Linked DNA regions of Homo sapiens: region 1 is linked to region 2. A link is a contact called in ENCODE Hi-C or POLR2A ChIA-PET data. All regions are on one chromosome and are shown on one strand. The core of a region is the stretch at or near the end of the contact, and the rest is flanking DNA. Distances in the headings are between cores, read along the strand shown. Region 1 overlaps SOS1 (SOS Ras/Rac guanine nucleotide exchange factor 1). Region 2 overlaps CDKL4 (cyclin dependent kinase like 4).

What was found. A loop is a pair of places that touch in the nucleus more often than their neighbours do. ChIA-PET counts read pairs that join two places held with the same protein, here RNA polymerase II (POLR2A). Pooled maps may share reads with other maps.
Region 1: a pooled map shows a loop between it and region 2 (7-fold over the local background). The contact joins two enhancer-like sites. A Hi-C loop is called at or near these places in 17 of 168 maps with a recorded cell type or tissue (Calu3, HepG2, IMR-90 and 12 more), 5 of 37 single-sample maps with no recorded cell type and 23 of 50 pooled maps. POLR2A ChIA-PET finds 5 or more read pairs at or near these places in 17 of 52 experiments (CD4-positive, alpha-beta T cell, GM12878, H1 and 13 more).

What each region holds. Positions count from the first base shown.
Region 1 is chr2:39,096,956-39,103,305 of GRCh38, forward strand. The region is part of intron 1 of SOS1 (SOS Ras/Rac guanine nucleotide exchange factor 1); the gene reads right to left. It also overlaps the pseudogene HSPE1P13. Among named protein-coding and RNA genes, the nearest start is that of SOS1, 21 kb to the right of the region's middle. Within about 2 kb of position 3,401, at least 2 of the 41 ENCODE cell types and tissues checked have a DNase peak (open chromatin) inside an H3K27ac peak, as active enhancers do.
Region 2 is chr2:39,214,065-39,220,231 of GRCh38, forward strand. The region is part of intron 3 of CDKL4 (cyclin dependent kinase like 4); the gene reads right to left. Among named protein-coding and RNA genes, the nearest start is that of CDKL4, 27 kb to the right of the region's middle. RefSeq lists an enhancer at 5,690-6,167. Within about 2 kb of position 2,932, at least 2 of the 41 ENCODE cell types and tissues checked have a DNase peak (open chromatin) inside an H3K27ac peak, as active enhancers do.

The DNA.
Region 1 (6,350 bases), core at 2,151-4,650, 120 kb before region 2:
TAAAATCCCTAAGAGCTACCTATACCTACCAATAATTAGCTACACAATCTTGGATTAAGAGATTTAACCAATCTCTATGAGGGATGGGAAGAGTTGGATGATCTATAAAATCTCTTTAAGCTGTAACATTCTTTACTATTTTCTTAAACTCAAGGAAATTCATGAGGATCTGACAGGAGACAAGCCTACGGAAAAAAGTAGACTTTATGTATGGCAAGAGTTTTAAAAGAAATCCAACAATTTAGGCACCAACCATGACTATATAACACTTTATATATACAAATATATGCAAATTGAAGAGATGCAAATATGAGCTATAAATTAAAATTTTGTCATTTTTATCAGGTAGAATTTCCTACATATCAGCATATAGCTAATTCTTTATGACAGTTATAGGGACCATTAAGGAAGCGGTCCATGAACCAAAGCATCAACATGTTCTGTTAAAAATGTAAATTCCTGGATGCCCCACTCAAGACTTTCTGATTCAGAAACTCTGGGAATGCAGGCTAGCAAAGAATGTTTTAACAAGCTGTCCAAGTGATTCTGATGCTTGATAAAGTTTGGCAACCACTGATCTAAAGCACAAGACCTCTTTTTTTTCTTTTTTTTTTTTTATTGAGATGGGGTCTCGCTCTGTCACCCAGGCTGGAGTACAGCAGCGCCATCTCAGCTCATTGCAACCTCTGCCTCCCAGGCTTGGGCTCAAGTGATTCTCCCATCCCAGCCTCCCCAGTAGCTGGGATTACAGGCATGCACCATCATGCCCAGCTAATTTTTTGCATTTTTGGTAGGGATGGAGTTTCACCATGTTGCCCAGGCATGTCTTGAACTCCTGAGCTCAAGCAATCCACGTGCCTTGGCCTCCCAAAGTGCTGGGATTACAGGTGTGAGCCACTTTGCCCAGTGAAGTTAATTCTTAACCCTTGATTAAAACAGTTTAAGTGCTGAACATTATTATTTCTTGGAATCTATATAAGCTTTAAATTAACTATTTTTAAATTTACATATTTTTATTAGGAAATGTTTATATCAATACAGCAAAACTAAATTTTAGAAACACTGGGCATCATTAGTTTAGATATCATTAGTTTATTACAAAAGAAAGACATGAAAATTATTTTACATGATAGAAGATTTCAGAATTACAGAATGGGCAGCTTCATGTTGATGCCATTTCAATATGATTTATTTCAGTCTATATAGTTTGCAAGAATGTCACCATCTTTAAATGAGAAGTAATCCTTGTTGTCTAGAACTACTTTGGTGCCTACATATTCTGGGAGAACTCTATCTCCAACTTACATGTTAACTGGTTAACTCTCCACCCTTTACTTTAGAGTCTGATCCAACATCTACTGTTGCTTACAATACTTTTCCTTGAGATTTTTCTGGAAGCATGTCTCCTTTGGTTACAGTTTCAGGCACATTCCTTTCATCAATACACGGTCATACAGTGGAAGAAACCTTCTAAAAGCGTGTGCTGACAAAACTCCCACTGCTACAGCTTGTACTCTACTCTCCTAAATTAACTATTTGTTATTAATCACAATACTATATCTATAAGAAGACTTCACTTCACATAATGGGAAAAAATACTTGCGATTCATATATTTGATAAGGAACTTACATTCAGAATATATAAAAAATTTGGCCGGGTGCGGTGGCTCACGCCTGTAATCCCAGCACTTTGGGAGGCCGAGGCAGGCAGATCACGAAGTTAGGAGATCAAGGCCATCCTGTCTAATACGGTGAAACCCCATCTCTACTAAAAATACAAAAAATTACCCAGGTGTGGTGGCAGGCGCCTGTGGTCCCAGCTACTCAGGAGGCTGAGGCAGGAGAATTGCCTGAACCCGGAAGGTGGAGGTTGCAGTGAGCCAAGATTGTGCCACTGCACTCCAGCCAGGGCAACAAAGCGAGACCACACCTCAAAAAAAAAATATTCTTACAACTCAACAGTAAAAAGACAACCCAATTTTAAAATGGGCAAAGGATCTGAACAGATATTTCTTCAAACAAGATCTACAAATGTTCAATATGCACATGAAAAAATGTTCATCATCAGTTATTAGGGTAATACAAATGAAAACCACAATGAGATATCACCTCATATCCACTAAGATGGCTAGAATAAAAAAGACAAGTGTTGGTGAAAATATAGAAACTGAAAGCCTTCCACACTGCTAGTGGGAATGAAAATATGCAGCTATTCTTAATAGCCAATAGGTAGAAACAACCCAAATGTTCATCTATTGATGAATGTATAAGCAAAATGTAGTATACATCAATGCAACACAATACTATTTAGTCGTAGAAATGAAGTACTGATACATGCTAAAATATGGATGAACCTTGAAAACATTTTGCTAAGTGAAAAAAGGCAGTCATGAAAGACTACATATTATGAGTCCATTTATATGAAATGTCCAGAACAGACAAATCCATAAAGACAGAAAATAGATTAATGGTTACCTGGGGCTGGAGGTTTGGAGGATGATGGCTAAAGGGTATGGAGTTCTTTCTGAGGTGATGAAAATGATTTATAATTGATTGTGCAATAGTTGCACAGCTCTGTAAATATACTAAAAACTACTGAATTGTATAGGTTAATACTAGTTCCTTGATATTTTTTTGGATGGCATACCAAAAGCCCAGGCAACAAAAGCAAAAATAAACAACTTGGACTACATCAAACTAAAAAGCTTCTGCACAGCAAAGGAAACAATCAACACAATCAAAAGGCACCCTACAGACTGGGAGAAAATGTTTACAAACCATATATCTTTTTTTATTGTTTTGGAGACAGAGTCTCACTCTGTGCCCAGGCTGGAGTGAAGTGGCACGATCTCGACTCACTGCAACCTCCACCTCCCCAGTTCAAGTGATGCTCCTGCCTCAGCCTCTGGAGTAGCCGGGATTACGGGCCCTGCTAATTTTTAGTAGAGATGGGGTTTCCCCATTTTGGCCAGGCTGGTCTCAAACTCCTGACCTCAAGTGATCCACCTGCCTCGCCCTCCCAAAGTGCTGGGATTACAGGCATGAGCCACTGTGCCCGGCCAAGACTGTTTTTTTCTGAAGAAGACATACTAATGACAAACAGGTATATGAAAAGGTACTCAACATCATTAATCATCAGAGAAATGCAAATCAAAACCACAATGAGATATCATCTCACACCTGTTAGAATGACTCTTTTGGTAAGAGATAACAAGTGTTGGTGAGGGTGTGGAGAAAAGGAAACCCTTGTAGACTGTGGATGGGAATATAAATTGGCACAGCCATTATGGAAAACAGTAATGGAGGTTCCTCAAAAACTTAAAAATAGAACTACCATATGACCTAGCTGGGTATGTACTCAAAGGAAATGAAATCAGCACCTGGTAGAGATATCTGTGCTACTGTGTTCATTGCAGTATTAGTCACAATAGCCAAGTTATGGAAACAATGTGTCAACTGACAGATGAATGAAAAAAGAAATTGTGATACACACAGATACACACAATGGAATATCATTCAGCCTTAAAAAATGAGATACTGCCATTTGCAACTACACGGATAATAAACCCAGAGGACATTACACTCAGTAAAATAAGCCAGACACTGAAAGAAAATACTGATGACATCGCTTATATATGGAAATCTGCAAAAAGTCTAACATATAGAAACAAAAGAGCAGGCCAGGCGTGGTGACTCATACCTGTGATCCAAGCAGTTTGGGAAGCCAAGGCAGGAGGATTCCTTGAGACTAAGAGTTCAAGACCAGCCTAGGCAACACAGTGAGACCCTGTCTCTACAAAAAATTTAAAGAAAAATAGCTGGGTGTGGTGGTACACACCTTTAGTCCTAGCTACTTGAGAGGCTGAGGAGGGAGGATCACTTAAGCCCAGGAGGGGGAGGTTGCAGTGAGCCGAGACTGCACCACTGCACTCCAGCTTGGGCAACAGAGTGAGACCTTGTCTCAAAAAAATAATAAAATACAGCAAGGAGACATGGAGAAAAACAAAAACAAAAATGTGTTTAACTGTCTTTTAGTCTATTTGCATTGCTATAAAGAAATACCTGAGGCTGGGTAATTTATAAAGTAAAGAGTTTTACTTGGCTAACAGTTCTGCAGGCTGTACAAGAAGCGTGCCGCTAGCATCTGCTTCTGGTAAGGACCTCAGGAGGTTTCCAATCATGGCAGAGCCAAAGGGGGAGCAAATGTGTCACATGGCAAGAGAGAGGGGAAGTGTGTCACACTCTTCTGAACAACCAATTCTCACATGAACGAATAGAGCAGGAATTCACACATTACCTCTGGGACAAGGATGGTACCAACCCATTCATGAGGGACCTGCCCCATGACCCCGAACACTTCCCACCAGGCCCCCACTGTCTAACACTGAGACGTGAGATTGGAGGTGGACAAATTTCAACATGAAATTTGGAGGGGTCAAATATCCAAACTATATCAAACTGCAAAAGTAGTTTCATTATTATGCCTAGATCAACTGTTGAACAACTAGATGATACAGAAATAAACTTTATGCATAGCATTATATGTATCCTGACAGCATTATAGGCACCCATCCTAACTATACCTGGTTTGAATTATATTTATTTAGAAACTATAAAAATTTTGTTCCAAATGTTGAAATTTCTGACAAAGCAACATTTATATTAGGAGTATAAGGAAATGTTTAAAATATACTTAAAAAAAAACAGAAAACAAACTAGCAATGTCTCCTCCATAAAATGCTTGACAAACTTCAGAATAATTTTTTGCTTTTAATTACCAGCAGTATATAGGGAAAAAGGGTTTTCAAAGTTGAGGACTTCCCAAATGTACTCCAGGTAACACCAGGTGAAGGTGAGGGAACAGCTTAATGCTACTCACTGCTTGAGCAAAAGAAAAAATCATTTTTTATGACCTGCCTATGTATTGAGTTTCATTTTGATTCTTTTTTTAATTAAAAAGTACTACTTTAGGCCAGGCTCAGTGGCTCATGCCTGTAATCCCAGCACTTTGGGAGGCTGAGGTGGGCGGATCACTAGGTCAGGAGTTCGAGACCAGCCTGACCAACATGGAGAAACCCCATCTCTACTAAAAATGCAAAAATTAGCCAGGCGTGGTGGCAGGCCCCATAATCCCAGCTACTCGGGAGGCTGAGGCAGGAGAATCACTTGAACCTGGGAGGCAGAGGTTGCAGTGAGCTGAGATCATGCCATTGCATTCCAGCCCGGGTGACAGTGCGAGACTCTGTCTCAAAAAAAAAAAAAAAAAAAAAAAAAAGTGCCACTTTGTCCCGGTGTGGTAGCTCATACCTGTAAACCCAGCACTTTGGGAGGCTAAGGCAGGAGGATAGCTTGAGCCTACGAGTTCAAGACCAGTGTGGGCAACATAATGAGAGTTCATCTTTACCAAAGGGGAAAAAAAATTAGGTGGGTGTGGTGGTACACACTTGTAGTCCTAGCTACTCAGCTAGACTAGGTTGAGGTAGGAGGATCACTAAAACCCAGGAGGCCAAGGCTGTAGAGAGCCGTGATCATACTACTGCACTCCAGCCTGGGCAACAGAGCAAGACTCCATCTCAAAAAAAAAAAAAAAAAAAAAAAAAGAAGAATTCCGCTTCGTTTTAAAAGGGTTATAGGTGAGGGGAAACAACAAGGATTTTGAAGTCCAGAAGATCAGGTTATATAGATTCTGGAAAAGAAAGACTGGTGCGGCCGGGCATGGTAGCTCACGCCCATAATCCCAGCACTTTGGGAGGCTGAGGCTGGTGGATCACTTGAGCAGAGGAGTTCAAGACCATCCTGGCCAACAAGGCAAAACCCTGTCTTACCAAAAATACAAAAATTAGCCAGTGTGATGTGTGGTGTGGTGGCATGCACCTGTAGTCCCAACTACTCAGGAGGCTGAGATGGGAAGATTGCTGGAGCCCAGGAAGTTGAGGCTACAGTTAGCTGTGATCACGCCACTGCACTCCAGTCTGGGTGACAGGGCGAGACCCTGTCTCAAAAAAATAAATAACTTAAAAAAAAAATTTAAGTAGTTGTGTTTCTATGCATATGCAATGAATAATCTGAAAAAGAAATTAGGAATGCAATTCCATTTAACATTGAAAAGAACAATAACATCTAAAAGAGTACCTAGAAAGAGATTTAACCAAGGAGGTGAGTTTTACCCTGAAAACTACAATACGCTGCTGCAGAAAATTTAAAATAACCAAAATAAATTAAAAGCCATTCTGAGTTATTGAGTAGGAAGACTTAATATTGTTGACATCAATACTACCTAGAGCAATGTACAGATTCGATGCAATCTCTATCAAAATTCCAAAATCTTTTCTTGCAGAAACGGAAATGCT
Region 2 (6,167 bases), core at 1,682-4,181:
GGCACGTGCCACGATACCCGGCTAATTTTTGTATTTTTAGTAGAGACGGGGTTTTGTCATGTTGGCCAGGCTGGTCTTGAACTCTCGACCTCAGATGATCCACCTGCCTCGCCCTCCTAAAGTGCTTGGATTACAGGTGTGAGACACTATGCCCGGCCAGTATTTACTTTTTAACTTTAATTTTAAAATAAAAACATTCGTATGGTTCAAATTTTAAACATATAAAAGTATATACATGAAGTCTCTCTGACACCTGCCTAGCCACCCATTTATTTTCTTCAATTTCACCCCTGACCACTTTGAGAATTTTATGCATAGAGGTACAAATACCAACATGTACACATATATTTTAGAGGCTCCAGAGGAGATCATTATATGGATATATCATAATTTACTTAGTCTCTATTGATGAGCAGTTAAGTTCAGCCAATTTTTGTTTCTAGAAAGTCTTCAATGAATATCTGTAATCATCCATCTTATGATATTTACACAATTACCTTCTTAAGGTAAGTTCTAGAAGTGGGATTTCTGAGACCAATGGTAGGCACCCATTACATTTCGATCCTGCATGGATGAAATTCAGGTAGACCGGAGACTTGGTTTTGCAGGAAAAAAGGTATACTTGGAAGATGGCTCTTCAATTTATCTAATTCATGGTGGTAGACACTCAAGTTATTTTGTAATAGTTACTTGTCCCTGTAAGCAGATAGCCCAAAAGGCGGCCAGGGAGAATAAGGATCCCATAAGAATGAGAGGGTGTAAGCTTCTTGTCCCTGGCAGACTCATCCCTCTGTATAGAAAATACTGGGAAGTATCATGGGCAGGTGTATTTTCCACTGGGGATTGGGGGTCTGGGAAACTTACTCTGGGAGTATTCTACTTTATGTAACATCTCCATGAATTATAGCAATTACATTCTCTGTAACTTTTCTGTTGGTAGCTTTCCATCACTCACATCACTGTCCCATGATGATGCCTTCACATTTACACACTGCCAAACTACCCTTTCTGAGGAAGGTTATACCCATTTTCACTCCCACCAAACATCTGTGCATCAAAGTCCCTGTCTCCTCATTGTCTTGCCAACATTTGGTTTTGCCAATGTTATGTTTGCCAATCTGTGGTTAAAATAAAAAGATGTCTCACTGTGGTTTTTATTTGCATTTTACTAATGTTTAGTGATTATTATTTTTCACACCCTTATTGGATACTACATTTCTTCTTTTGTGTAATTCCATTTTATGCCTTTATTGCTTTTTAAATTGGTCTGTTCACTGTTTTATTATTGATTTACAAAGACTCAATGTATATCATGGTCTGTTATATATGCTGCAAATATTTTGCTCAGTGTTGTTTGTCTTTCAGCCCTGTTGATGGAGATGCGGCTGTTGTTTGTATATTTTTCAAAAATCTGAAACATAAGAGTTTCTTTTACTAAATGTCAACTGTAAGGATTTTCTTAATTTAAAAAAATTATATTATGTAATACCCCAAACATATCCATCACTCAGATTTAATATTTTATCATATTTGGATATTTAAATCATATATTTAGATCACTTTTTAAAAATTGAACATGTGCAGATGTAGCTGACTTTACAGAACAGTGGGAAGGCCTAGGCATGACTCAGTTATGACACTAGCTACAAGAGTCTGAAGTATATGCAGAGAAACAGCAAGTGATGTACACGGTATTTTCCTCAGAGCAGTTTCCTGATCTTGTACCACAATTATGGTGGCATGTCCTTGACATCAGTGGCCCAGTGGCAACCCTTGACCCCAGTTCTCCTAATTATTAATATTGCAAATGTACCTAATTTTCATGATTAAATCCCTTTCGACTTGAAGTGTCTATTTCCAGCACTGAATACTGATATAACTGTATTCTTCTCCCCACTTCACCTAGAGCCAAACCTGAAACAACATTGCGTACACTTTCAAAATATGAGGCAGGAAGAATAGTATAGCCATGTTGAGCACTGTGAGACAGGTTGCTTGAGTTCAAATCCCAGATATGCTGCTTCCTACTTTATAATCTTGAACACGTTATTTAAGCTCTCTGCACCTTCAATTTTCCTCATGTGTAATACTAGAATAATATCTTATAAGTTATTTGAGTAATCTATCCCCTCAATGTCTGGTTTTAACACCCACATGAGTTCTGGAGATACAGGTCTGAGATTAGATAAGGCCAGTCGATGGGATTGAGACCCCTGTACAAAGAGGGAAGAGGTGCAGAATAGCAAGAGGCCCTGAGGAGAGAAAGAACTGGAGGTGTGGGGAAAGCAGTATGAGGCCAGGGTGGCTGAAACTTGAGTGAAGAAGCCAGGAAGGTTGGCAGAAATCAGTCCATGGAGGGCCTCGGAGATCTAGATCTCAATAAGAAATTTGGATTTTATGCTAAATTCAAAACCATTGAAAGAAATCAAGCAAGGAAGTGACATAATATGGAGAATGGATTTCTGGGAAGGCAACATACATACAGAGAGAGAAATTAGGAGGCTAATTCAATAACCCAAGTGAGATTTGGACACTTAGATTATGGTGGCAGCAGTGAGAGGAAGGGAAATGGATTTCAGTCCTTGAGAGGGACTAGCGAGGGTGGAGTACATGCTCCTGCTGACATGGGAACAGAACGCTAGTCTGGTTGGGATCTAAGAGCCTACAGGTGCAGGAGAGTAAGTACTGGAATTGGGAAACAAGGTAGGGGCTAGGATTGAGAAACTGCAAAACGCCAATTACTAGCCTTAATAACAGGGAATGGAGAATGAAGTAATTTCATAGGAAAGTAATTTCATAGGATGTTAAAGATGACTTTAACATGAAAGAGGATGTTTAAAGGCATCTCACAGGAAGTGTCATATTCAGTTCAGTTAGCTTCCAAGAAGGCAGATTCCGTCAGGGGCAAAACAACACCACTGATCGTGCAAAGAGAAGATAGCCATCAAAGAGAACCACAAACCAACACCACAGATCGTGCAAAGAGAAGATAACCATCAAAGAGAGTACACATCGACGCGGCGCCCAGTCCAGAAAGATAGAGCGCTGCAGCACCATTCAGCCACAGGCAGCATTTTTCAAAGCATCTTGGAGCAAAATGAACCTCTGGTGAAATCAAAAGATGCTCAGTGTTTAAATATTATATTTTGGGCCAGTGCAAAACCAAATATTCGGTTGGTACAAAAGTAACCGAGGTTCTTGCCACTGAAAGTAATACTAAAAGTCGTAATGAAGGCCTTAAAGCAAACATGAGACATCACAGTTCAAGTCTGAATGGGCTAACAAGATAGGGTAACATGATGGGGGAATTCAGACTGAACTGCTCAGAATATGCTCTTTGAACCACTCAGAGGAAGACCTGATGCTGAAATCAGAAGTCATTACCTGGAAGTTTGTTATAAAAACGTAATAGGGGAAGCTTGATTTCATTATTATTACCCAAGATGAATTCAGTCCTTCTCAGTAAATCTTTACTATCCTAGAATAAAATCCAGCCTTGTTACTATGGCCTACAAGGCTGTTAATAACATTTTACTTCCATTTCCCTTCCCAACTTTATCTCCTATCACATCCCTAAAGTCACTCCATCCCAGCCCATTATTTTCTGCTATTCTCTGAACATGCCAGGCTTATTTTATTATTTATTTATTTATTTATTTATTTATTTATTTATTTATTTATTTTTTGAGATAGAGTTTCGCTCTTGTTGCCCAGGCTGGAGTGCAATGGCATAATCTCCGCTCGCCGCAACCTCCGCCTCCTGGGTTCAAGCGATTCTCCTGCCTCAGCCTCCCAAGTAGCTGGGATTACAGGCATGTGCCATCACACTCAGCTAACTTTGTATTTTTAGTAAAGATGGGGTTTCTTCATGTTGGTCAGGCTGGTCTTGAACTCCTGACCTCAGGTGATCTGCCTGCCTCGGCCTCCCAAAGTGTTGGGATTACAGGCGTGAGCCACTGCGCCTGGCCCCCAAGGCTTATTTATACTTTCAATCAGGCTGTTAATAACATTTTACTTCTATTTCTATGTTTACTTCTATTTCTACTTCTATTAACAGTTTATTGTTCCTTCTACTTCCTTTTAGTTATGAGTAATTTTCTGTGTTAACTTGACTAGGTTAAGGGATGACCAGATAGCTGCTAAAACATTATTTCTGCCAGGTGCAGTGGCTCATGCCTGTAATCCCAGCACTTTGGGAGGCTGAGGCAGGAGGATTGCTTGAGCACAGGAGTTTGAGACCAGCCTGGGCCACATGGCAAGACCCTACCTCTACTCAAAGTTTAAAAATTAGCCAGACATAATGGTGAGTGTCTGTGGTCCCAGCTGCTCAGGAGACTGAGGCAGGATTTGCTTGAGTTTGGGAGTTTGAGGCTGCAGTGAGCCATGTTCAGGCCACTGCAGAGAGTGAGACAAGTGAATGAGACCTTCTCTCAAAAAACAAAAAAAACCCAAAACATCATTTGTGGGTGTGTCTGTGAGGGTGTTTCTGGAAGGGATTCACATTTGAATCAGTAGACCGCGTAAAGAAGACCCACCCACAAAGGTGAGGGCAGGCAGGCAGGCATCATCAAACCCGTTGAAGGCCTGGATACAACAAAACGGTAGGGGAAGGGCTGCTTCTCTCTCCTTGAGCTGGGACGTCCATCTTCTCCTGCCCTTGGATGTGGAAGCTCCTGGCTCTCAGGCCTTTGGACTTTGAAACTCTCTGTCCTCTGGGGCCTTAGGACTTGGCCTGAATTAGACCATCGGCTTTCCTGGTTCTCTAGCTTGCAGATGGCAGATTGTGGAACTTCTCTCCCTCCATAATCACATGAGTCAATACCAATAATAAATTTCCTGTTATCAGTACCTCTATGTATCCCACTGGTTTTGTTTCTCTGAAGAACCTTGACTAATACACCTCCTGGGCATTCTCTAACTCCACACTGTGCTTTATTTTTCTTCAAAGACTCATAACTCTTCTTTATTGTTGGACTACATCAGAATGTAAATTGCACAAGGGCAAGGACTTTCTCTTGTCCGTTATTATAGCCCCAGCACCTAGAACAGGACCTGGTACCTAATAGGAGCTCAATTAAGCTTGTTTCTCTGGCACTCCCAGAAATTTTATAAACTAAAACCCTGTGACAAATCTCTTTCTCTCTGAACTAGCTAGAGTGAATTCTGTTGTTGAATCCTGACCAATTCAGGACATGGTAAAAGAAGTGGATGTGGGAAACAATCCAAGGCTGTGAGAATCTAGGATTGGATATCTGATGTAATGAGGACGGAAGGGCAGCATCTAATTACCATTAATGGCTGGGATGCTGGCAGATGGCCACTCAGTAATGAAACAGGTACTTATTTATTTATTTATTTATTTATTTATTTTTTTGAGACAGAGTCTCGCTCTGTCACTCAGGCTGGAGTGCAATGGCATGATCTTGGCTCACTGCAACCTCTGCATTCTGGGTTCAAGCAATTCTCCTGCCTTAGCCTCCTGAGTAGGTGGGACTACAGGTGCCTGCCACCACACCTGGCTAATTTTTTGTATTTTAGTAGAAACGGGATTTCACCCTGTTGCCCAGAGTGGTCTTGAACTCCTGACCTCAAGCAATCTGCCTGCCTCGGCCTCCCAGAGTGCTGGGATTACAGGTAGGAGCCACTGTTCTTGGCCTGAAAAGGGAATTTAAATAATCACCTGAGGCCATCTGGAATAAAATGCCTATTCAAGGCAAGGCTTTGGTGAACTAAGTGTGATAGAACAATATGGGGAACATAAGTAGTAACAGACATGTGAGGTGGTCTGGTTGCTTCTAACTTCACTGGAGAAATTAAAGAAAAAAAAGCACAGGTTCAGAGCTTTAATATCTTGGTTCAAGGCACAGTTAGGACGTCAGGCATTTTGATATCGACCCTAAAAGAACCCCTTACTTCTTGTTTCTGTAGGACCCACTTCACAGATCCACTGGGATCTCCATGAGATTACTAAAACACTGACACAGACAATAACCCTGCAGGGTGCTCAATGACAACAAAGACTGAATTTATGTGAGGATAATTAGTTTCTCAGTTAATGAGATGAGAAGGAAAAATAGTCCAGGAATTGGAATGTGACACTTGAAAGTATTCATGTAACTAAGAGCACCCTAACTTCCTTCCAAACTTCTCTTCTCATAGGAAGTAGC